Regions from separate parts of the Homo sapiens genome. Here all the other regions are linked to region 3. A link is a loop called in an ENCODE intact Hi-C map of the cell type or tissue named here. Cell type or tissue: ascending aorta. All regions are shown on one strand. Region 1 overlaps LOC112268413 (a long non-coding RNA gene). Region 2 holds the start of LOC105374568 (a long non-coding RNA gene). Region 3 has its middle 17 kb from the start of TRI-TAT2-1. Region 4 overlaps THADA (THADA armadillo repeat containing). Region 5 has its middle 13 kb from the start of THADA.

The links. Hi-C counts contacts between places; a loop is a spot of excess contacts. Peaks named below come from ENCODE experiments on the same cell type or tissue, not always from the same donor. Only the 100,000 strongest peaks of a DNase experiment are listed, where the experiment ranks them.
Region 1: a loop joins it to region 3, with 2.8 times the contacts of the local background. A loop is called at or near these places in 49 of 110 quality-filtered maps.
Region 2: it touches region 3 in a loop (3-fold over the local background); 18 of 110 quality-filtered maps call a loop at or near these places.
Region 4: it touches region 3 in a loop (7-fold over the local background); 50 of 110 quality-filtered maps call a loop at or near these places.
Region 5: a loop joins it to region 3, with 11 times the contacts of the local background. A loop is called at or near these places in 47 of 110 quality-filtered maps.

Annotation. Positions count from the first base shown.
Region 1 is chr2:42,944,056-42,949,055 of GRCh38, forward strand. All of the region lies in intron 1 of LOC112268413 (a long non-coding RNA gene), which reads left to right. Among named protein-coding and RNA genes, the nearest start is that of LINC01819, 93 kb to the right of the region's middle. RefSeq lists an enhancer at 1,496-2,295. In ascending aorta, a CTCF peak has its summit at 2,963 (motif pointing right); a DNase peak (open chromatin) is centred at 2,966.
Region 2 is chr2:42,921,464-42,926,463 of GRCh38, forward strand. LOC105374568 (a long non-coding RNA gene) reads right to left here and starts at 1,707. Exons shown (of 3, transcript XR_940014.3): 1 at 1,183-1,707; 2 at 171-213. RefSeq lists an enhancer at 4,916-5,000. In ascending aorta, a CTCF peak has its summit at 2,782 (motif pointing right); DNase peaks (open chromatin) are centred at 1,738, 3,161, 3,498, 3,858 and 1 weaker place; H3K4me3 peaks cover 350 bases; H3K27ac peaks cover 5,000 bases.
Region 3 is chr2:42,825,035-42,830,034 of GRCh38, forward strand. It overlaps the pseudogene CHORDC1P1. Among named protein-coding and RNA genes, the nearest start is that of TRI-TAT2-1, 17 kb to the left of the region's middle. In ascending aorta, CTCF peaks have their summits at 2,751 (motif pointing right) and 3,996 (motif pointing right); DNase peaks (open chromatin) are centred at 2,767, 3,687, 4,007 and 4,917; H3K4me3 peaks cover 534 bases; H3K27ac peaks cover 399 bases.
Region 4 is chr2:43,575,288-43,580,287 of GRCh38, forward strand. It overlaps THADA (THADA armadillo repeat containing), which reads right to left. Exons shown (of 38, transcript NM_022065.5): 9 at 3,226-3,320; 10 at 1,735-1,955. Among named protein-coding and RNA genes, the nearest start is that of THADA, 18 kb to the right of the region's middle. In ascending aorta, a CTCF peak has its summit at 2,203 (motif pointing left); a DNase peak (open chromatin) is centred at 2,156; H3K27ac peaks cover 508 bases.
Region 5 is chr2:43,606,845-43,611,844 of GRCh38, forward strand. No RefSeq gene overlaps it. Among named protein-coding and RNA genes, the nearest start is that of THADA, 13 kb to the left of the region's middle. In ascending aorta, a CTCF peak has its summit at 2,669 (motif pointing left); a DNase peak (open chromatin) is centred at 2,687.

The DNA of each region.
Region 1 (5,000 bases), 120 kb after region 3:
GGGCTCCATCCTACCTTCACCTCCTTCATTCCCTACCCTGGAGCCCTCAGGGACCTCCTTTTATCCCTTAAGCTCTTAACTCTCAACGTCTGCACCACTCTCATGTGGTAGTAATCCCCATTCAACATGTAACATTGTTTATCATCTCAGGTGGCTATGAAGGGCTTTGTATGTGCCTCTTCTATCCCCAAGCACACTCTATTTTTTTATTTAGTTATCATTATTTTTCTGAGACACAGTTTCAATCTGTCACCCAGGCTGGAGTGCAATGGCAGGATCTTGGCTCACTGCAACCTCCGCCTACCAGGTTCAAGAGATTCTTGTGCCTCAGCCTCCTGAGTAGCTGGGATTACAGGCATCCACCCCCATGCCTGGTTAAATTTTGTAATATTAGTAGAGACTGGGTTTCACCATGTTGGCCACGCTGGTCTGGAACTCCTGACCTCAAGTGATCCAACGGCCTTGGCCTCCCAAAGTGCTGGGATTACAGGTGTGAGCCCCTGCGCCCAGCCCCTTTAAACCATAGTTTAAACCAGCATACTTTAAACCAGCTCTGTTCAGTAGACTTCTAATGTGAACTACTTATGTACTTTAGAATTTTTCAGCAGTCACATTTAAAAGTACCAAAAAGAGACAAAATGAGTTTTAATACATTTTATTTAACCCAATATATCATAAAAGGTTATCATTCCAATATGGGAGTAATATAAAAATTATTAGTTAGACATTTTACATTTTCTTGTACAAAGTCTTCGAAGTCTGGTGTGCAGTTTATAGAAAGCTCTTCATCTGATTTAGATTTAATAATGACCTCTCCTTCTCTTCCACCTGCCCAATACCAAGCCAGAAAAGATGTAGCCCCACAAGCAGGGCATTCTGGGAATTGTAGTTCCTAGCTTCTCTCAGAGCCACAGAGAAGACCTTGGAAAGGGATAGTGGTGATGAATTGACCACAGACAATCCGGCCCATTATTCCACTGGGCAAGTGCTCCTAGAAGTACATAGGAGCCAGTTGCCAGGTTGGAGGAACAGCAAGGCTGCACAGGGAGGGAGGGCAGTGGGCACGGCAGGGGACCCTGAGCGAGCTGACTCCCAGGGGCAGAGGGAAGAGGAGCCTCTGGTGGGGGTAGGAGAATAAGAGATGGAAGGGCACGGAAGGAGGAAAAAGGTGGGTCTCTGTGAGTCCCTACCGCATTCTGGACATACAGGTGCTCTAGTGTCATGAGGCGGCCAGGCCCGCATTTCAGTGACCCCCACATTGGGGCGGGGCGAGGCTCACAGGTGTCACTCCCCCTGACTCTGGGTGCTAAGAGGAGCTGGGGCAAGGTGGTTGCCCCCAAGGCCTCAGATACTCTACTTCAGTGCTTCAGTGTGGGTGGACTCAGAAGCCGTAGGGACCCCACCCCTCCAGAAGGCTTCCCAAGCAACTCTCCTGTCAGCCTGGACTCCTGACTTCGATGCTTGTTCGCACATGCATGGCCACAGCTCGTTTGCTGTGCTGCACGGGGCATGCCCCCACTCACAAGGAGCCCTTCGGGGTCAGAGCCCAAACTATCTTCTAAATCCCACAGCATCTTGGAAGGTGCCCTACACATCTGTGCTGAAGGGAGCTGGGGTGGAGGCCAGGAAGAAAGGTTTGCAGGCATCGGCAGAGCCACTGAAGCTGCTCCTGTCACCAACAACCAAAGCTCTGAAAGAAAGGGGAGAAGTCCCTCCGGGGCCCCTTCCTTCATGCCCTGAGCAGCCAACCTGGCTCATACAGACCTCAGAGACCCAAGAGACATCAGAGATTAGCCAGAGCCAGTCCTTAGGCTTTCGAAAGGAGCAGCACAAACACACATAGGTGTGGGGGCATGAGGGGGGAGGAGGTGGTGGTGCTCCTGGCTGCAAGACACTAAGAGCACGGGGCCACACTGCTGGTGCTCAGCCCCAGCAGGGGCAAGGCTCAAGAGGGAAGCTGGAGTGTCCTCTTGGAGAGACCCCCACTGAATTAGATCACCTGCCTATTAATGAGGAGACCCCCTGACTGAGGACGCCAGCCTCTGACCAGTGGCTGAAACCCGTCTTCTAGGCATTAATCCAGAAGTTAGATGTACCATGAACCTTCTGGTCTTTCTTAAGAATCGTGGGATTTTTGGCCAGGCGCGGTGGCTCACGCCTGTAATGCCAACATTTTGGGAGGCCGAGGCTGGTGGATCACGCGGTCAGGAGATCGAGACCATCCTGGCTAACACGGTGAAACCCCCTTCTCTACTAAAAAACACAAAAAATTAGCTGGGCTTTGGTGGCTGGTGCCTGTAGTCCCAGCTACTTGGGATGCTGAGGCAGGAGAATGGCGTGAACCCAGGAGGCGGAGCTTGCAGTGAGCCGAGATCGCGCCACTGCACTCCAGCCTGGGCGACAAGAGTGAGACTGTCTCAAAAAAAAAAAAAAAAAAAAAAAAAAAAAGAATTGTGGGATTTTAGGGCTAGGCTGAGTTATGGTCTGAAGCTCACCTAGTCCAAGGCTGTCACCTCGCAGATAAGGAGACCAAAGCAAACGTGGAGTGAAGCTGGAGGTGGGCCTGGTCTCCTCCACAGAGGCCTTTCCTTCTTCCCCACCCTCCCCTTGGTCCTCCCTACTAGCCCCCACCATACGTTCTCTCTTTCATCCTCTCTCAGGGCTGGAATCTTTTCCCTGATAGCCCATCTTCTAAGACACAGCGGTCCCCAGATGTTACTTGAGCAGAAACAGAGCAAGCGCGGAGTGCCTGATGCCTCTGAGAACCTAATGAATGGCTCAGATGTCACGTGGCGATCTGGAGGGGAACACACATAGGACAGAAAACCAGACCCCACGGGACTGTTGAGCCCTCCAGAGTCAGACCGTGGTGTCTGAAGCAATGAAATAGGGTTAATTTGGCAAGGCTTGTCCCTGGGCACAGTTTCCCTCCCCGGCTCCAGTTTGTGCTTGCAATTCAAGTTTCTGGCACCAGATGGCAGCGTTGCTCTGTTATGAATGACTTGATGGAACAGTTTTAAAAGTCATTCATTCATTCATTCCACAAGTATTTACTGAGTGCTTTCAATGTGCCAAGCCCTTTTCTAAGTTCTTGGGATAGAGCAGTGAACTAAACACAAAAATCTGTGCCTCCTGGGAGCTTCATTCTCATGCAGGAAGACAATGAATAGATGAGAAAAACATTTGGCGCGTCAGATGATAGGTGCTATGGAGAAAAAAAATAAAGCAGATAGGGATGAAAGGAGGGCTGGAATAGGGGCATTGTGAAGTTAAAGGGGAGGTCAGAGATAATAAGATCAGGGAAACAGAGCTGCGCAGAGCAATGGAGGCTCTAGGCAGTGGGCGAAGCAGAGAATGTTTACATGGGAAGGGGCTTTAGAGGTGGCTTTGTTACATTTGACAGTTGGGGACACTGAGGCCCAGAGAGCTCAGTCTCAGCTGAAAAATCTGCCTCAATTGAAATGACCTGCCCAAGTGAAAAATCTGGAGGCAGGCAGCCTAGAGTTTCAGGTCCACCACATCCTACCCCGCTGCCCCTGCCACCTCCTAAACCCACCTCAGTCCTCCCGCAATGCAGCAGGACTAGGAACTCACCAAACTCTGTTTGCTTTTCTTTCTGGACACATTTTCTAGCCTGCCTTGCTATTACCATGTGCAGCTACCAAGTTCTGGCCAATGGCTATTGGGCAGGAGTAAGGTACATCTATTCCAGGCCTGGCCTCCAACAGTTCCTGTATCATCTTCCACGTACCACCTCCACTCCTTCCCCATCAGTGCAACTACAAGCACAAGACTCCAGAACTCTAGGGAATGAGGATGTTGCTAAAATAAGGGGGCCCTCTATGACTGCATGGAGATGAATACCCCATCACCATGCTTTGGACTGTGGTGTGACTGAGTTTGGTATGTTGAGCTATTGGGAGGTGGGGGTTGTTTGTTACAGCAGCTTTCTTACCCTAACTAATACACCCACCATCACTGAACCCAACTGAATGCATAGCCCGCCCAGCCTCAGCTCCCAACACTATATGGAGGACATCTGATGCTTCTGCCAACCCTTTCTCTCTTTGCCTGCTCTGAAGCCCATGTAGTCCAATGCCATTACCTCACAGATAAGGAAACCAAAGCAAATATAGCTGGTCATAGCTCCCTTTATATTCCAGGAGCCAAACCAGTTCTTGGTGAAGTTCTTTCTTATGATGCCTCTCCACCATCACCCAGAGCTGGGCACATGACCCAGGTGGTCATTCTGAGCACACAGTCCTCCCGGCCAAGTGACTGGTTCAGGGATAGACACATCATGCAATCAGAGTCTTGCTTAAGATTCAAGCTATAGATGCTGGAAAGAGGATCTGTCTTCCTCTGAGATGCTGAGTGATGACCAAGAGAGTTGGAAGCTGCTGGAGCCATTGCCCAAGGATATGAGGAAGAAGCTGTTGGGGGAATGAAACTAACATGTAAAGGTGGCCATAGAGCTGGAGAGAAAATCATACTCCACCATATTGTTGTTCCAATCTTGCCTGAAGTCAGGTCTTCCTTCAATTTCCCCAGTTACAAGGGCCAGTTAATTATCTTTTTTTTTGTGAGACGGAGTCTCACTCTGTCACCCAGGCTGGAGTGCAGTGGTGTGACCTCGGCTCACTGCAACCTCTGCCTCCCGGGTTCACGCCATTCTCCTGCCTCAGCCTCCCAAGTAGCTGGGACTGCAGGTGCCCACCACCACACCCGGCTAATTTTTGTATTTTTAGTAGAGATGGGGTTTCACCGTGTTAGCCAGCATGGTCTCGATCTCCTGACCTCGTGATCCGCCCGCCTCGGCCTCACAAAGTGCTGGGATTACAGACGTGAGCCACCACACCCGGCCAATTATCTTTTTAAAAATTTTGATTCAGTTTGAATTTCTGTCACTTAGAGCACAAAGAGTTCTGATTAATAATTATTGGACTAATATTTACTGAGCCCTACTGTGAGCCAAAAAACTGGGATAAAATAGTGAGCAA
Region 2 (5,000 bases), 96 kb after region 3:
CTGGACCTTCTTCAGGGAATTCTGGGGACAGGACAGAGGCTTGGACTGGAGTGTGGAGACCAAGAAAAAGCTGGGAATGCACTGGGGTTTGGAGGCAAAGGGGGGTCCCAAGGGCTTCTGCCCACTCTTGCGTGCCTCAGAAAGAAGGGCTGAGAGCTGATGACAGATACCTGAGGACTGTGGCCACTGTGGCTGGATGAGGTGGTGTGTGTCCTACAAAATGCAAAGAGAGAAATGAGAAGGGAGGTGAAATTCGACCTTCAACACCAAGGAAAGGAAAGGGAGTGGGAAAAGACGCCCAGCTTGGGGTTCCTTGTTCTGGACTTGTCCTACTCCTGCTGCCTCAGCACTCAGCCCCTGGAGGCCCCGCTGTGGAAAGAAACAAGAGACTGGAGATGCTGGCTCCCTGGGTTGGACTGGGCAGTGCCTGGGATAACAGCTTCTGTGGGGGTTGGGAATGCCCCTGTAGCATCTGGTCACTGTGCTGGAGTAGACTGGAGTTCATCCCCAGAAGGAAGAGTCATTCCAAGCATCCAGTCATTGCTCCCAGGACTCCCAGTGGGCCATGGAGCTGACACTGGGCCCAAACTAGGGAGGACCCTTAAGTTCTTAAATGTGTCTCCCGCCTGCAATCCTGCCTCTGCACCCTTGCTCCCCACATCCAAGGCCATCCACCATCCTAATCTACTGCCCTCCTTGACGCAAGTTCCCCTCTTCCCGACAGTCTTTGTTGAATGCTCTCCCACATAGGTGTGGGTTGGGAAGGGGTGAGTGGATCTTGAAGCATGCTAAGGTTTGGCTTAGTAGAAAGGGAAGGGCACTGTCCACTCTGCTCACTCCACTCCATCTCCCAGCCTCTTCCTCTCCCCAGGCAGCATTGAAATCTGGGTTCAAACTACTCCAGAGCACCAGGCCAGCACCTCCCTCTCCAGACCCACATCCCTAACAGCCAGCCAGGTACATGGCCAAGGCCAATACACCAGCCTCTCCCTGGATTCCTGCTGCCACCCTTCACTCAGCCAAGCTGTCCACAATCCTGGTATTCATCCTTAACAACAGCCCGGCCCTTGTCCCCCCCATGCTGGTTCATCACAAGCCTCTCTCACTCCCTCCTAAATATTTCTTACAACTGTCCCCTCATCTCCATCCCCCCGGCCCCAAGTCCAAGCTATCACTGCTCACCTGGGTGACAGCCACATCCTCTGAACTTGTTTTGTGTCTGTGCTTTAGTTTGTGCTTTCTGCACATTTTCAGTCGAATGAACTTTCTAAAATGCTAAGCTGCTCATGTCTTTCCTCTCTTTAAAGCCCTGGCAGGCTCCCTACTGCTGACCCTATGAAGCCCTGGCTTCTTGGGCCAGTGGACTTTGCTCCCTGTGACCTGGGCCCATCCCTTCTCCAGCCCCTTCTCTGGCCTCTCCCCATGCTCAAACTTTCTATCCAGGCCTAGTGAACTGCTGGCATGTCCCAGACCTACTAGGCTCTCCCTTACTCCTTTGCACATGCTGTTCTCTGTGCCTGGCAGGCTTGTTCTGGTCACCCGCTCTCAGACCACCTCTGATCTCTTAGTGAAGTCATTCCTGACATTCCAGTTCCCAGATCATCTCATCCTGTGCTGGGTCTGAGCACGCATCGCCAGCATTGCTTCTTTGACTCTCTCCTAAAAAGTCTAGACAGACTCTGAGGCAGGCACTGCATCTAAGAACCAAGCTCAGCACCTGGAAAATGTCCACAGAATGGAGTGAGTGAATACGTCTAAATGGCATGCATCAGCTGACCCTCTTTTAAGGTCCCATTGGGTATAAGCCTCTGGCACACCCTGTCTACTGGGCATCTGGTCCTTGCATAATCCACATGCAGCCCAACTGTGGAATCTGATTATTTTTTAAGTTTAGGCTGTTTGGGGTACAGCCCAGGGCTGGAATGAAGAAAGGCTCTGAGCATCCCCTTTCCTCTGTCTTGGAGGGATTTTGATGGACAAGGGCAGCCACACATCTGAGTGGGGGCCAAGGCTTCAAGGATTCCAGGCCTGGCTCCGCCTACCCCAGCTACAGAGCCATTCAGTTCTTAATCAAGTCCACAAATATTTATTGAGTGCCTACTGTGTGCTCCCGCCTGTAATCCCAGCAGTTTAGGAGGCCGAGGTGGGAGGATTGCTTGAGCCCAGGAGTTCAAGACCAGCCTGGGCAACAAAGAAAGACCCCATCTCTACAAATAACAACAACAACAAATTAGCTGGGTATGGTGGCACATACATGTACTTCCAGCTACTCATGAGGCTGAGGTGGGAGGATCACCTGAGCCCATGAGGCGAAGGATGTGGTGAGCCATGATCATGTCACTGCACTCCAGCCTGGGTGACAGAGCGAGACCTCATCCCCCTCCCCCCAGAATCCTCATGCGCTGGAGGAGAAACAACAGGGAGGCTAGAATGGGCCGACTACATTTGTTGCCACAGAGCTTCTTGGAGGATCAGTATTTAAGCTGAGACCTGAAAGATGGGAATGAGTCAGCCATTCAGGGATCTGAGGAGAGGGAGAGAGCTCTAAGCAGGAGGCAGCCTGTACAATGGGTTGAGTGATTTTTATCTCTTTCTGAACCTCAGTTTCCCCATTTGTGGTGGGGACCATAATGCTTCCCTTGCCTCCCCACAGGGCCTTGGCAGGGTTCAGAGGAGCCCATGCTAACAAATAGGACATAGCTGTTCAGACTCAGAGGCCATGAGATTCTGTTCCTGTGTTTATGGCAAGATGGCTGCCCCTTCCTGTTCTCCACAGGGAGGCACCACCATATATGTCCTGGTTAAAAAGTAAATCAGGAGCACATGTTGTCAAAGCTTCCTGAGGCTGTGTCATGAGTAAAAAAGAAAAAAAAAAAAAAAAAAAGGTAAAGCAGCCTGGGAGGGTCTCCCTTTGAGGCTTATCAGCCTCCCACTCCTCTGTATGAATATGATAATCAGACTCTATCAGACCAGATTTTTGAGGAAAGACAGAGTGTTGGGATCTGAGACAGATGGATAGAAAACACCACCCAGGGGAAATGGGGGCACCGGGTTTTCCCAGCAGTGAGCCCTTCAAGGGGAACCCCAGGCCTGGTACAATGCCTGGCACAATGCCTGGCACAGAGTGGGGGGTTCCATGCAGCATTGATGACAGGATGAGCCAACGTTCCCACAGCCTCACCAGCAGAAGGGAGACTTCCAGGCAACAAGGGTTCCGAGATCCCAACTCCCTTCCCCTCTCCCCGTCTTTCTTCAATTCTTCTGTCGTCTGCCCCCGCTTTTCTTGCAGGCTTTGGGGGGTATTCATGCTCTCCGTTTCCCAGTGGACAAGTGGCGGGGCCAGGGGGGCTGTGTGTGCGTGTGTGTAGGCACGCGGGCTGTGAGGGGGCTGGGGACAAAGGCCCCGGAGTGAGATTCAGGGCACAGCTGAACTGCCCTGAACTCTCCTTTTTGTTTTCAAGGAAATGCATAATCCAAGAACCACCCACGGCCCTGGCGGCTCTGCTAAGCAGGGCTGGAATGTGCTGCCTTTCCCGTTAGTAATTGTTTTTTCTAGTTAGCCTGTAACCCTTCGCCTGCCATTCCCCTGCTGCAGGGGTGAGGCCCGCAGGGATGGACACCTCGGCTGCCCTCCTGAGATATCCCCGCACTCTCCACCCCACTCCCACAGGGTTCAGGACCTGGTCCTGGCAGCACCCTCCGGACCATCTGCCTTCGTGGCGACTCTTTCCTCACTGAGAGGGGCCAGGGCTGCTGGAGACTGCAGAGTCCTGCATGGGGCCTGCAAATCCTTGTTATGGAGTCTCCGTGTCTGGTTGTAGCCAGGGCTGTGACTGTGAATGGGTGTCAGTGCAAGCTGGTGGAGGAATGTGAGTTTGTGTGGGTGGCTGTGACCTGGGATACTGAGGACTCAGAGAGAGAGAGAGAGAGAGAGAGAGAGAGAGAGAGAGTGTGTGTGGACCCTGTGAACATGGGTACACATCTGTGAAAGCCAGCAAGCATGGTTGTGAATCCAGTTTGTGTGCAAGCAGGTGGTGTGAGTGTGCGTGTGCCTGTCCCGGGAAGGAAAAGCCATGTGCACCTGAGCTGACTCAGCACTTCTCTTTCCTGCCCACCCAGTTGAGCGCCTGAGCCTTTGCTCCAGGGAGGAGGCAATGCCCTCTGCCCCCGTGTTTGTGTTGTTGGCTGCCTCACCCTCACCAGCAGGAGGGGAGCAAATGTGGCGCCCTGGGCCCGGTCCCAGTTAGCTGAGCTGCGTATCTTTAATCCCTAGGGATTAAAAAGGTCACAGGCTCATGCTATTTCCCGACCCCTCCCTGCCAGGTCCTGTCTGGAGCTCTCTGAAGTGGCTATAGCTAAGGCCAGGCCTCTGCTCAGATGGAGGTGGCCTCTGTGGAGTAAGAAGGGGTACTGGGGTGTCGCTTGCTGTACCCTGAATCCCACCTTCTTGCAGCACTGACTGTTGCTGCTTCATCCTTGGTGAGGCCTGACCTGTGGCCTTTAATTCTTAGTGTGAGCTCTACCACCCTGAGCGGTGAGGGGTGCTGGGCTGGCCTCAGCACCTGCATCTCTCAGGGAGGTCTGCCCCTCCAGAAGTCGGGGCTCAGGATCACAGAGGGGCTGGGAAGTCAGGAGGTGGAGACAAAGCCCAAAGTCTCCCGTTGCAGGCTTTGGGGCAGAGGCCAGCCTGTGCCCTGAGCAGCTAGCAGTGCAGCAGTGCCAAGGCCCGGTCCAGTGTGGCTGCTGAACATTTGGTTCAAATCAAAGGCCTTTTCCAGCCAAGAGAGGAATGCTGCCGAGTAGGATTTGGGAACGGGCCCGGCAGGGCAAACACTGCCTTAATTGAGGCCCTTCTAGACTTTTAATTACAAGCAATGTTTTCCCAAGCTTCCTAAATTGACCATGGAGACCTGCTGGTGTTAGTGCCCATGGCAGGGACGAAAAAAAAATCGTCGTTAAAGCTTTTTCAGCAGGTTTATTTTAGCAAATGTTTTGAGGTG
Region 3 (5,000 bases):
TGCCACCACGCCTGGCTAATTTTTATATTTTTAGTAGAGACGGCGTTTCACCATGTTGGTCAGGATGGTCTCAAACTCCTGACCTCATGATCTGCCCTCCTTGGCCTCCCAAAGTGCTGGGATTACAGGCATGAGCCACTGCGCCCGGCCTATAATTTCTTTCTATATGTAACTAATTAAAGGTTTTTAAGAGGGTTTAATCTCTAAATAATTAACAGTTTAGTCATAACACCATAGAAACACATTTAAATATTCAGGAAAGAGATTTTTAAGATTATTGCTTAGTCTTATAAAATGGTGAATTTTTTTTTTTTTTTTTTAGACAGAATCTTGCTCTGTCACCCAGGCTGGAGTTCAGTGGCGTGATCTCGGCTCACTGCAACCTCTGCCTCCCAGATTCAAGCAATTCTCCTGCCTCAGCCTTCCAAGTAGCTGGGATTACAGGCATGTGCCACCATGCCCAGCTAATTTTTTTGTATTTTTAGTAGAGACGAGGGTTCACCATATTGGCCAGGCTGGTCTCGAACTCCTGACCTTGTGATCCTCCCACCTCGACCTCCCAAAGTGCTGGGATTACAGGCGTGAGCCACCGTGCCCAGCCTAAAATGGTGAATTTTAACCAAATTGATACCTCTGTATTCTTATTTTATGTTTCCTATACTCTTACATCATACTGCTTGGCAAGTAATGTAAGTTTTGACGTAATTTAAAAATTCAATTAGTTGTAAACAAATTCTAATTTGTTAAACAATTTATATATTCCTCTTTACTTACTACACTACCTCAGAATTAATCTTCCTTAAAAAAGTAATCATCCCACATAGAAAAAACTGCAGAGCTTCATCTCTTTCTTAAATATTTTCAAATAATGTAAGAACATAAATCCATGTAAAAACTGATTAAAAATGGACACTTCATCTTCCTTTACTAATTATGGAATAATAGAAAGAAGTAAATATCATGTTCTTAATATTTCTCTGCTTAACAGAGAAATACGAAGAAATACTGCAATTATGGTTATGGGAGATTTTCTAGCTTCTTCAAGTACAGGACACAACTATGGTTCCTACCAGTAAGGAGAAACGAATAATCAATCTTACATAACACAAAAGAAAGGTGAGAGGCACAAAAAGACAAACTGACTTTGGCTTTTAAGAACCTAATGTTAACCCTGAAATGCCCGATTGAGTAACACAACAACAAAACAAAAGATGACAGCAGCAAGTCACCACTTCACACAGTATTAAGAATTCTGAAATACGTAATAGCCTTCCTCCCATGTCCCGCTCAATCTGTTGTGTTGTCTTTTTGTTTTTCCTGCTTTTTGGCTGCAGGCAGTTCAAGGCTTGCCCACTGCATCGGTTCAGCTTTTCTCATAGTGATCTCAATCTTTGTTGCAGTCATAGTTACATAACTTCACTTTACATCAGTCACACCCCATAATTTCACATTTTGATGAAATCCCTTCTCTCCTTCAAATCCAATGTGCACATTTAACAACGTGCTATTTACTTCTACTCGGCTAAGTTCTGGAAGTGAATTTTTAGCATATACTGAAATGGTAACTTCACCTTCAGTCTGATGCCAGTCCTCTCTACGTGGAACATTTTCCCCAGCATCCTTTTTAGCCCATATGTGTTTCCCTGTTGAACAGCCCTCTTGGGCTAAGAATGTATTAAAATCAGAAGTTTTTCTTCTACAACAGCTCCAGTATTTCATCCCCTCATGGAAAATAGGTACTCCAGAATGATACACACAGACTTCTTCTAGACTCTCTAGACCCCGATATGTCTTTGAACACCCTCCATTCTTACATGAGGTCCCAATCTTAATTTCATCAGTCTTGTTGCTCTCTTTTTGTTTTTTTTTTTTTTTTCTGGTGGAGTCTTGCTCTGTTGCCAGGCTGGAGTGCAGTGGTGCAATCTTGGCTCACTGCAACCTCTGCCTCCCAGGTTCAAGCAATTCCCATGCCTCAGCCTCCCAAGTAGCTGGGACTACAGGTGTGCACCACCACGCCCGGCTAATATTTTGTATTTTTAATAGAGACGGGGTTTCACCATGTTGGCCAGGATGGTCTTGATCTTCTGACCTTGTGATCCGCCCGCCTCGGCCTCCCAAAGTGATGGGATTACAGGCGTGAGCCACCACGCTTGGCCTCTTCTTCTTTCTTATCTTCTTCATTCCCTGATGACAGTTTAAGTTTATCAGGTGAGGCAGATATTTTTAATTCCAAATTTGTCATTGGTGCATCTGGGCTTGGCCTTTTGATTGCTTCTACTGGCTTCGGGGCTTGAATGATGTGTTCCTGAAATTTGGGTTTCAATTCAGATAGTTCTTTCTTCTCAGTAGTCTTTACTTCAGGTTTGACTGGCTCATGTGGCTTCTCACTATTATGTCTACCTTTTGTACAGCCTACAATGCTTAAGAAATCAGAAAAATCAATTGTTCTTCTCTTATATCAAGACCAATCCTTAATGCATCGTGAAAGACTGGAACACCTGGGTGGCATATGCAAGCATCATCGGAATTGATCTCAGGATCGAAGCGCTGACCGCAGCCCCGGTTGTAGCACAGCAAGGCCATTTTCTTTTCCCACCGTCACAGGCAAGGCCCAAACACCGGGAACGGCAAGAGGGTGCATTTGCCACTCCCGTGTCGCTAGCACCGGCCTTGACAGTGGACTATTACAAGGATTTCTGTGGGCCCGCTCTGAGCCGCCGTTTCTGGCCGTGCAGACGGACTTCTACCACACGGTGGCGCTGCGGCTCTGCCATAGAAGGCTCCTCTCGGTCCAGGAGACAGGCAGGGCCGGCCACAGGACCAGCCTCCGACAGCGATTTCATCCGCACCCTGCGGGGCAACGTGGGGGCCTATCCGTAGCTTTCAGCGTTTCCTGGACCCTACCAGGACAAGAATCGCGGGGAGAGGTGCGAAGAAGGTCTGGAGAGGAGGAGGCTTGGGACAATGCAGAGTCCTGGAAGTGAGGCTGACCGCTGACCGCTGTCAGGAGGGACATGGACCGCTGCCGGGGAATCATGGGATTTCCCACCGGCCCAGTCATCTCCCACGTCGGGAAAAGGGAAGAGCTGCTTCCCCATGGCGTGTGCGCGTGGGAAGGGTCTCGGGCAGAGAAGAGGCACTTTTTCTGTCCTCCAGGCTGTTTCCGCCAAATGAAGACCTGGGCTGGAAGAGCCAGGAACAAAGAGGAGAGTCGAGTGCTGAGCACCCAGCGGGAGAGGATGCAGCCCGGTCATCTCACACCTGCTGACCACACAACATCGTCTGCGAGTTCCCCCCACCTACTTCGCCTGCAGCTGCCATTTGGGAAGATGACTCTTGCCTCTTTCACCGTCTGTTTTTTAGATTAGGACTCACGGGCCTAGGGCAGGAGTCAGCTCTTCCAGATCTTTATCGAAAAGTAACATCACACTTGTGCCCAGGGGTTCGAGACCAGCCTGGGCAACAGGACAAACCCCCTTCTCTACAAAAAAACCCACAAAATCTGTGTGGAAGGTGTGTGAACCCTTGGGAAACAGAGTTGCTGTACACGTGTATCAGGCCCTGAGCCAGCTGCAGGGTGGGCATTACTGCTTGGTGCCCTCCGCCCTCACTCTTCCTCCCTGGATGTTGAGGATGGCCCCGTAAACCTTGTTCATAGGGGTCCCTCGTTTTCTGAGACACCTCATCTGAGCACTGACGAGGGGACACAACTCTTGGCTGGGAAGCAGGAGACTGAGCATTGCCTTCAAGCCATCCCCACACATGTGACCTCAGTCAGCATTCTGCCCTTTCATGGGTGTCAGTTGTCTCGTCCATAAAATGGGATGATGTTCTTGTTCCAGCCGGCATACTGGATGACTAAATGAGGGAACAGGTAAGAAGCTGCATTGGAAAAAGGTACCATTCAGCTGCAAGACATCCTTGTGCAGTTCCCCCAGGGCTAATGGGGTTTGGTTGCCCACCTTTGCTGTGTCTCTTCGTGGCGCCAGCAGGTGGCAGCATTGCCTTTGCATGTGCCGGCTCCACCTCTGGCCTCTCCCAGACATGCAGCGTGTAGGGCAGGGGACCATTCTTCACCCAATTCATTTCAGGGGTCATGGGAAGGAGGGATCTGAAATGCCCTGAATGGGAAGGGCCTGGAAAGAAAATGAAAATCTCATTCCTCCCCTCAAAGAAACACAGATAAGCCAGGAGAGCAGGATCTGGTGCATGAGCCCAAGAGGGCTAATGTGACCACTTAGGCTGAAGGGGGACCTTACCTCTCTCTGCCACAACGGTGTCCCCCACCACCTGGAGGAGGGAACTGGGGATCCAGAAGGCTTGGGTCCTTGTCTTTGGTTGGAAAAGTCAGCCAGCATTGCAGTGGGGCAGCAGGAATTCCTCTATTTTTGTGTGTGCAACAGAGTTGAAAACTTAATTCACTCTATAATTTATTTGTGCAAAAAAAAGGTAATTTCCTTATTTATGAGTCTATAATGAATCTGGCCTTTCTTCCAACCCCTGCCTGATGATAAGCGAGAAAAACAATGAAATTTTCAACTTGATTTGAACATCCTGGGGCCAGAGAGTTTAGCCGGTCTTGTTAAGTGATCTTATTAATTTCTCTTGGATAAAATGCTTAGTTCTCAGACTGCTTTGCCCAGCTTCTCCCACTGTGGTGCTGTTGGGGTTTTGTAGACAGTCAAGGGCAGCTTGTGTGGCATCTGGTAGGAGGCATGAGTTGGGATCCTGGGGTGTGGTGTCCTCTAGACCCAGCAAGGTCCCCTGTCCCTCCTGGCCACTGATCATACTAGAAGCTGAGTTTATGAAACTCATGGTCCAGTCCCTCCTGATCTGACTAGAGCCCATGTGGCGCCCCTGGCTGGCCAGCCCTCCTGCACCTGGGCCCCTCCTCCCCACCAAGTCTCCTAGCTGTGCCACCATGGCCCCAGTAGGGCTGCTGGCTCACAGGAATGGAAGTTGGCTTTGAAAGCTGAACTTTAGTGGTGCCTCTCCCTTAC
Region 4 (5,000 bases), 750 kb after region 3:
AAAATTTAAAAATTTAGCTGGGTGTGGTGACACACACCTACAGTCCCAGCTACTTGGGAAGCTGAGGTGGGAGGATTGCTTGAGCTCAGGAGTGAGACTGCAATGAGCTGTGCTCATGCCACTACACTCCAGCCTGGGTGACAAAGCGAGACTTTGTCTCAAAAATAATAATAGTCCAGGAAGGGACATAGGGAAATTTGGGGGATGATGGAAATATTCACTACCTTGACTGTGATGATTACACAAGTTATTTATTTATTTATTTATTTGAGACAGGGTCTTGCTGTCACCCAGGCTGGAGTGCAGTGGTGCGATCTCGGCTCACTGCAACCCCTGCCTCCCAGGTTCAAGCGATTCTCCTGCCTCAGCCGCCTCAGTAGCTGGGATTACAGGCGCATGCCCCCATGCCTAGATAATTTTTTGTATTTTTAGTAGAGACAGGGTTTCACCATGTTGACCAGGCTGGTCTTGAACTCCTGACCTCAAGTGATCCACCTGCCTGAGATCTGCAAGCCTGGGATTACAGGCTTGAGCCACCATGCCCGGCCTACACATGTAATTTAAAAGATAAGGAAAGCCAAGTGTTGGAGATGGTTGGGGGAATGGGGCTTCTCTGTGATAAAAATATTCTAAAGTTGTTTGAATTAACTTTTAAGATGTTAAAACTTCATTTCAGAAATGTTGATAAGGATCACTTTAGATTACCTATGTTAAAGTGCTTCATAAATTCTAAAGCACTACACATGTAGAAACTTTTATAGTTTTAAAAAATGATGCTAAAAACAAATTTCAGGAAAAAAATTTTTAAAGAAAAAATATAGCAAAGAGAATATTAAAAATTAATTTTAGAAATGCTGGTGGTTGTACAACTCTGTGAATAAACTAATAAACTGAATTGTACACTTCAAATTTATGAATTGCATAATATAGCTCAAATATGTAAAAAATTATTTTAGTTTTCCTCCTTTATTCATATGTTCAGTATTATCAAGCTGTATATATGTTTCGACATTTCATATACATGATCACTTTCAGCCATTATGGCAAAAACACCACAAAAATACAAAATACAGCCCCATGAAGTCAGAAGACCTTCTAAGATTGCTGTTTCAGGTTCTTATTAGCAATATGGTCTCAGGTAAGCATTTACTTTTCTAAGCCTCCCTTTGCCCATTCAACAAATTAGATTTCTTATCCTATATAGTAGCCATTTGAGGATCACATTAGATTACCTATGTTGAAGTTCTTTATAAATTCTAAAACACTATACATATAAAAATTTTTATAGTTTTTAAAAACGATAACATTGAAAATGTTAAAAATTAATTTTAGAAATGTTCTTTACAGGCTAACCTGCAGCAATAATTTTATTTATTTATTTTTTTAAGACAGGATCTCACTCTGTCGCCCAGGCTTGAGTGCAGTGGCACAATCATATCTCACTGCATCCTCGGCCTCCTGGGCTCAAGCAATGTTCTCACCTCAGCCTCCCACGTAGCTGAGACTACAGGCGCATGCCACCACACCCAGCTAAGTTTTAAAAGTTTTGTACAGACACAGTCTCACTATGTCACCAAGGCTGGTTTTGAACTCCTGGCCTCAAGTGATCCTCTTGCCTCAGCCTACTGGGAGGGTAGCTGGGATTAGAGGCACAAGCCACTCCAGCTTTTGGACTGCATCTTCTAAATGTCTTACAAGTGAAACAAAATATGAGACGATAGCATCAAAACTCACTGTGAACTCAAGGTGAACAAAACATGTGCAGTATCCAAGAGCAGGGCCTCCCCACTCCGACCCATGCTTCCGTTCTGCCAGTCCAACATGGCAAGTGTCCCCTGACAGAGGAATAAGACAGCTGACTGAGAGATGTCACCACAACAGAGGCTCCTGCAGCTGCTCATAAACCACTCGGGGACACTGGTGCAGTCCACTGAACGAAGCAGCACACTGCTAATCTGGAAAAATATAGCAGAGCTAACACACATAAAGCTTTTAAAACTTTTCAGAGATATTTCAAAATACAAACCCAAACATCTCTTTCCCCTGAAAAATCCTAGGAAAAATGACTAAATCCAAAGATAAAATACCCACAAATGTCATGATTATTGTATTAGTATTAAAGGAAAAAAATTACATCAAGTACGAGAATGATTTTGCTGGTTGGAATGTACTGGCAGAGCACAACACATCGCCACCTGCAGGTGGATAAGCTTAACAACTGCTTTTTTTTTTTGGTATGTATTTTTTTTTTAAACAAATGCTTTTAGAGGTGATTTGAGAAATAAACATCTTCGACTTATCCAAAGATAATTACTTTGTGTGATCTCATAATATATTTTTCTAAGGTCAGGTAAAAAGATAAAATAAGTTTCCATACAATATAGCAAGCAAAAAAAGAAATCTACTAGTAAAAAATACAAGGATTGTGGCCTAAATTATCAAATTATACTTTCTGTAAGAAGCAAATTTACTGAACAATTGACTCTATCTAGCATGCTTCCTGTCTAAAGCACATGATTTGGGTTATTCTCAATAAAGAATACATTTATCAGAAAAGTTATTACTGTGTATATATCTATACATTGATATGCATAATTTTAACATTAAAAATATCTTTTAAGATACTAATGAGAGATGACACTGAACAAACAGCACTAAAAAGAAACTAAAAGAATGTACATCAAAAATGTTTATAGTGATTATCTTTGTGAGATGGACTTACAGGTGACTGTTATTGTCTTTTTGTTATTGTTGCTTTATCTGAATTTTTGGAATTGTCTCTTATTATAACAGAAAAAGGTCATCAGAAGGAACCAGACAATGCAAAAAAAAATTATTTTAATTCACTTCTTTAAAAATATTTTTAATTTTTTTTTTTTTTAAGAGACAAGGTCTCACTCTGTTGCCCAGACTGGTGCAATCTTATCTCACTGCAGCCTTAAACTCCTAGGCTCAAGCGATCCTCCTACCTCAACCTCTCAAAGAGCTGGGACTACAGCTGTGCACCACCATACCCAGCAAATTTTCTTTTTTTTTTTTTGTAGAGACAAGGTCTAGCTAAACTCCCCAGGCTAATCTCAAACTCCTGGCCTCAAGTGACCCTCCTGCCCTGGCCTCCCAAAGTGTTGGGATTATAAGTGTGAGCCACTGCACCAAGCCAAAATTATTTTTTAAACATACCCTAACTCTCAATAAAGTACAATTCTAAAAAGGAGATGCACTTACCAAATGAGGAATCTTTTCAGACGGGTGAAACATAGTCTTAATAAAAAGAATAATAGCTAATCCAGATGTGCTCTGTACAGTCTGTAACAGATCATCTATTTGGCAAAAAAGGAGAGAAGCTTGTGTTAAATAATGAATATTCTGGTAGAGTGGAAAGAGCAGATGCTGAGCAGCCAGATAGGCCTGGGTACAATTTCTAGTCTGACCACTTCCTGGGTGAATAGGTCTTACCTAAGTTATTTAACATCCCACAGACTCTCTTTTCTCTTGGGTAAAATGGGATAACTCTTAACTGAGGCAGTGTCAGGTTTAGATGAATAATGAACATAAACGCTTTTTAGAAGGAGTCTCACTCTGTTGACAGGCTGGAGTGTAGTAGCGTGACCTCAGCTCACTGCAACCTCTACTTCCTGGGTTCAGGCGATTCTCCTGCCTCAGCCTCCCAAGTAGCTGGGACTACAGGCGCGTGCCACCACACCCAGCTAATTTTTGTATCTTTAGTAGAGATGGGGTTTCACCACGTTGGCCATGATGGTCTCGATCTCTTGACCTTGTGATCCGCCTGCCTCGGCCTCCCAAAGTGTTGGGATTACAGGCATGAGCCACTGTGCCCGGCTGAATATAAAGGCTTTTAAGCCCAGCATATAGATACTCAATAAACGTGATTCCTTCCTCTCTCCTCTAACATACACTTTCTTCCTCGCCAACTATTGCTTCCCAAAACACCTAACAGCAACACCACCTGTCCCCTCCCCTCCACCAATGCCTCTGTATCCCAATCACCATATACACAGACTTTTTCAAAAAGAGATTTCAGGGCTTGTATAAAGAATGTAGGTAAGTGCTAATTACAAACTTTGCTAGCACTGACACTGTACCCATAGCAACCAAACAGTTTTGACTTGGTATCTTCTTTTTGTTTTATCTCTATTAGCCTCTAATACCATGGTGAGTTGTTCAACCTGGGGAAAGAAGTAACACTTCTTTATGACATCATAAACTACGTACTAAATATCCACTCTGCCCTTCATCACTGATAAGAAAACTGTGACTTTGATTGGGGAAGCCACATGCCCAGCCAAAAGCAGGATACTTGCTTCTTCAATCTTCTTTGCAACTAAAGGTAGGCATATAAGAGGGTTCAGGCCAGTTGGATTTAAGCCAGTCACTTGAGTATCCTGATCAAAAGTAAAGACGCAACTGGCCTTCCTTCTTCCTGCCTTGAATAAAGACACATCTGGAGCTACAGCAGTCATATGGCAACCACGAGGCAACAAACGTGGGTGAAAACCAACCTGCTGAAGATGGCACAGCAGAAAAGCAGAAAATGTGTGGGTCGTACACTGCCTATACCAGTTCTGGATGACCTGCCTCTGAACTTGTTATGTGGGAAAGGAGGTTTGGTTTTCAGTTACTTGCAGCTAAACACTTTACTGATTATGAAGCTTTAAAATGCTGGAAAAGAATAGTACTGATTAGGTGCCATCAACTTTTCGGAAAAAAAGCTACTTCTTTTTTTTTTTTTTTTTTTGAGACGGAGGCTTGCTCTGTTGCCAGGCTGGAGTGCAGTGGCATGATCTTGGCTCACTGCAACCTCTGTCTCCCGGGTTCAACTGATTCCCCTGCCTCAGCCTCCCGAGTAGCTGGAACTACAGGTGCACGCCACCACGCCCAGCTAATGTTTTTTTTTGTATTTTAGTTTTTTAGTATTTTAGACAGGATTTCATCATGTTGGCCAGAATGGTCTCAATCTCCTGACCTCGTGATCTGCCCGC
Region 5 (5,000 bases), 780 kb after region 3:
CATTTTGCCCAGGCTGGTCTTGAACTCCTGAGCTCAGGCGATCTGCCGGCCTCGGCCTCCCAAAGTGCAAGGATTATAGATGTGAGCCACCACACTCGGCATTGAGTTAAGTTTTTAATATCCATATTAACTAATATTATCCTGTATCCACACGTAAGGTTTCTGGAGCAGAGCGGATTACTGTTATTTACTTACAGCCAAAAACAATCCCATGGATCCCCTGTACCCAAATTCTTATCCCTTAATGATACAACGAGAGGTGGCTGAACAAACTCTACATGTAAGTAATATGTATTATAAGTGAGGAACCCCCACTCCCCCAATTTAATCTAGGTGTTGATGTAGAAGGGAGAGGCAGCTGTACTTCTTCCTTCTTCCAAGAGTTTCTCTGGAAACACGATGGGAAGATTCCTGGGTTTTTACTTTAACCCTTTGGAATATGAATAAACTTCTGGGGAAAGGTAAGTCCAGTGTCACCACTTTACCACCCTGGGATGTCTCCACAATCCAGGTCTCATCCCCCGGTGTTAGTCCCTTTTCATTGCTATAAAGGAGTACCCAGGGCTGGGCAATTTATAAAGAAGAGAGGTTTATCTGGGCTCACGGTTCTGCAGGCTGTATAAGCAGCATGGCCCTGGCATCTGCTTCTGGCGAGGCCTTGGGAAACACAATCATGGCAGGAGGTGAAGGGGAAGCCAGCGTGTCACATAGCAAGACAGGGAGCAAGAGAGAGCGAGGTGGGAGGTGTCAGGCTTTTGCATAAACTAACTGAGCAAGAACTCATGCATTACCATGCAGAGGGCAATAAGCCATTCATGATGAATCTGCCCCCATAATCCAAATACCTCCACCAGGCCCCACCTCCAACTTTGGGATTATGTTTTAACATGAGATTTGGAAGGGACAAAACATCCAAACCATATCACTCGTGCCTCTTGAAAAGTAAACGCATACCTCCAGGTTTACCAGGAGGTAAATCTCTCTCCAGAAGATAAATCTCCAGTGGAGATGTGTGTGTTATGAAGGTCTCATGTCTATGTCTAGTAAATCTCTCTTGTGCGTGTTTCAGGTTTCTCTCACTATCTGATCCATAAATTACTGTCCAGGTCCCCAGTAAAATTTGCTTAGAAAGCCCTAACTTGCAGAAGCATAAAAGTATTTGCTACCCCCAAATTTGCATGTTCAAATTAGTGTGACCTTTCACACTTCTTTTAATTTTCTTGTAATTACTTTGAGTATATAAAACTCTTTTTTTTTTTTTTTTCTGGCTGGGTGCGGTGGCTCACATCTGTAATCCCAGCCCTTTGGGAGGCTGAGGTGGGCGCATCATGAGGTTAGGAGTTCAAGACCAGCCTGACCAATATGGTGAGACCCCGTCTGTACTAAAAAATACAAAAAAATTTGCCGGGCGTGGTGGCACATGCTTCTAATCCCAGCTACTCGGGAGGCTGAGGCAGGAGAATCGCTTGAACCCAGGAGGCGGAGGTTGCAGTGAGCCAAGATCACACCACTGCACTCCAGCCTGGGTGACAGAGTGAGACTCCATCTTAAAAAAACAAAAACAAAAACAAACAAATAAGAACACTATTTTTTTTGCCATTGTTTTGTGTATTTTGATTACATAAAAAAATCAGTCTTGCTATTTATGGCCTAGCCTTGCTTTTGTCTATTTGGTGAAATGATCACCACCACCCCCTCTTAATCATACCTGCCAAATCTTAAAATTACTGCTGGTGGTTTCTAAAAATGAAATCCATTTCCAAAGAATAAAGATGTCTATGCCATTGAGGAAGCTGAAGAGAATGTTTAAAAAGCAACATCCAAAAGGATTTCCAAAAATATCAGAAACTATACTAATTTTTGAAGAAACAAATATATGGCCCCAAAGGTGATTTCTTTAAAGGGGACTAATCTCATTTGAATGTGTAAACTCTGGGATGTTCTGGTTTTTTTAAAAAAAAAATCATAAAGCTTTATATAAGAAACAAGTAGATAAAGATGTGTCCTAGTCCTGACCTGATGTCACCAGCACTAACACTCAATTTAGTTAGGTGACCTATAAAGTTCACCCTAGTTCTACTGTCCTTCCCACCTTGCCTACAAGATAATGGAGTATTCTTTTTCTAAAATCTGCATTGCAGCATTCCAGGAGCTGCTATCCTATCTTTCCTTTACCTCGAGGTCTGAGCCTCAAGAAAGCCTAGGAACCCAGACAGTGCCTCTCCACCCACACAGAATTGATCCCGCTTCCCATACTCGGAGCTCTCCTGGACTAGGGAGAACTTCAATCAGGCCCCTTCCTGCAACCCTGGTAATTTTCATTTATTCCTCACAAAAGGCCTGTGAAGCACGCAGGGCTGGAATTCTCTCTCTTTTTTTTAACTGATGAAGAAACATGTTCAAATGGAGCAAGTGGTTGGTGTGCAGTGATTCTGATGCTCAGTCCGGGGCTCTTTCCATTATATTCCAAACCCTCCTTTTTATATGCAAATGAGCCAATTGTGGCAGTGACACTTTCCTACAAAATGAAACAATGCCGTAATTACAAGGGCTTGGGAATTAATGGCACTAAATGGGTAATTTGGGTTTAATGTTAAATCCTGGGATAGGCGACCCAGGGCCAGAAAGAGAGGCTTTCCAAGTGTCACCTCTGCCATCTGGTGGTCAAATGACAATATAACTGCAACAACTCAGTGTGGATACCATCATCATGTGAAAGTCACCCATGACCCCAGGGTTGGGTGAACTATTTGAGGCTGGGCTCTGACTTTTACGGCCTGAGATGAGAAAATAAAATGTTGAATACACAAATAAAGGTCAGAGGTTTTCCCCTATATCTCTGCTCAGGGTGAGGAACTGTGTAGTTTACAATGGAAGAGCCCATTCATCCATTTATTCAACAAATATTTATTAAGCACTGTCTTAGGTTGGCTTCCTAGGAAACAGATTCTAGGCAGAGATTTGCTTAAGGAGGGTTACTGGGGAGCATTCTTGAGGATCACCCTTGTAAGGGGTTGAGGGAAACAGAACTCGTCAGAAAGAGTTGAACTGGAATGAATTTGCAACAGTGGCGTCAGCCAATCTTACTGGGAGCTCTGGTGTTGGCTTGGCAAGGGGACTGAGCCTCTGCACTTCTTTTTCCACCAGTTATTGGATTCGCTGAGAGCTGTAACAGAGCTGCACCTAGGGGGATGAGTGCCTTGGTCCTAAAAGGGGGTATCTGGGCAGTGCCCTACAGCATCCACTACAGACACCTACTATGTTCTGGGCACTGTGCCAAGCTCAGGAGATGTAAAGTTGAACAAGATAACATCTCTGCCTTCAAAGGCACCCAGGGGTGCAGAGGTATAGAAAATAAATATGAGGACTAATGAATAAAGGAATAAATAAATAAAAGGGGGTTAAAAAAACCCAGGAAATATAAAACAATTGTCTTATAGCCAGAAAATCTATCTAAAAAGAGTAAACAACAAAGAAAATTCTTGCCAGAAATGTTGGCTCACACATGTAATCCCAACACTTTGAGAGGGCAAGGCAGGAGGATTGCTTGAGGCCAGGAGTTCAAGACCAGCCTAGACAATAAGGGAAGATCCTGTCTCTACAAAAAAAAATTAGCTGGGCATGGTGGCATGCACCCGCAGTCCTAGCTATTTGGGAGATGAAGGTAACAGGATCACTTGGGCCCAGGAGTTCGAGGTTGCGGTCAGCTATGATTGCACCATTGCACTCTGGCCTGGACAGGAGAGTTAGATCCTGTCTCTAAAACAAACAAGCAAAACCTTGCCTTTTCTTTTTATGTTTGAGACAGGGTCTCGCTCTGTTGCCCAGAAGTGTTTCAAACTCCTGGGCTCAAGCATTCCTCCCACCTCAGCCTCCCAAAGTCCTGGGATTACACAGTGACTGGATCCTTTCCTTTTATTTTATTATTATTTTTTTTTGAGATGGGGTCTCACTCTATCATCCAGGCTGGAATGTAGTGGTGTGATCATGGCTCACTGCAGCCTTGACCTCCCTGGGCTTAGGTGATCCTCCCACCTCAGCGTCTCAAGTTGCTGGGACTACAGGCACACGCCACGATGCCTGGCTAATTTTTGTATTCTTTGTAGAGACAAGGTTTGCCATGTTGCCCAGGCTGATCTCAAACTCCTGGGCTCAAGCGATCTGCCCACCTCGGTCTCCCAAAGTGCTAGGATGGCAGGTATGAGCCATTGCGTCTGGCCCTTGCCTTTTATTAATGGCAGTAAAGAAAGCTGAAAACATTTGGTATGAAAACTGAATTTACCCTCTGCTGATATAAAAACTGAAAAAGAAGAAAAAACCATCTGGAAACAATTCTAGATAAACACCTATGAAACTTAACCAAAGCAGTGGGAGAGTACCTTGGCATTCATCCCCAGTGGAATGTGGCTCCCTTCAGTGCTACCTAAGAATAGGTGATGGGGCTTTCCCTCTATCCTGGGGCCTACACCTGTTCTGAGCTGTTGGGAAGGAGGTCTGCCCATAGGTAGGTGTCATTCCTGGGGAATATTCTATCTGCTGATCTTGTATTGATCTCCCCAGATACAGCACCTTGGAAAAATCAGGAAAGTCAGCTCCTTGGTACCTGCTTAGGTGGAGCCTGGGGAGGTTTTGGTGCTGATTCTGCATGTGGCCACATGATGCACCCCAACCCAATTCTGTTGTCCCAGATGTTTCTTTCTCTACATCCTTTTTGTTTTTCTTCTTCCCACACCTGTAGAATCTTTATTTCCTCGCAGGGAAAAGGGAAAAGTACTTGGATCCTTGCCTGTTGTCCCTAGCCTGTTACTTATAGCATGACAATCAACTCCATCCTATGAGCTCGTTAGGCTTAAATATTTGAAATGTACAGAACTATTTCTCCACCATGAGTTTCAGAAAAATCATTTGGGGACTTAAAAAGCCTAAAATTGCCTTTCTTGTCTCCTGGTTTTGCTGTGGCATCCATTCTCTAAGGCAGCGGGAATAGAATTGTCCAGAGG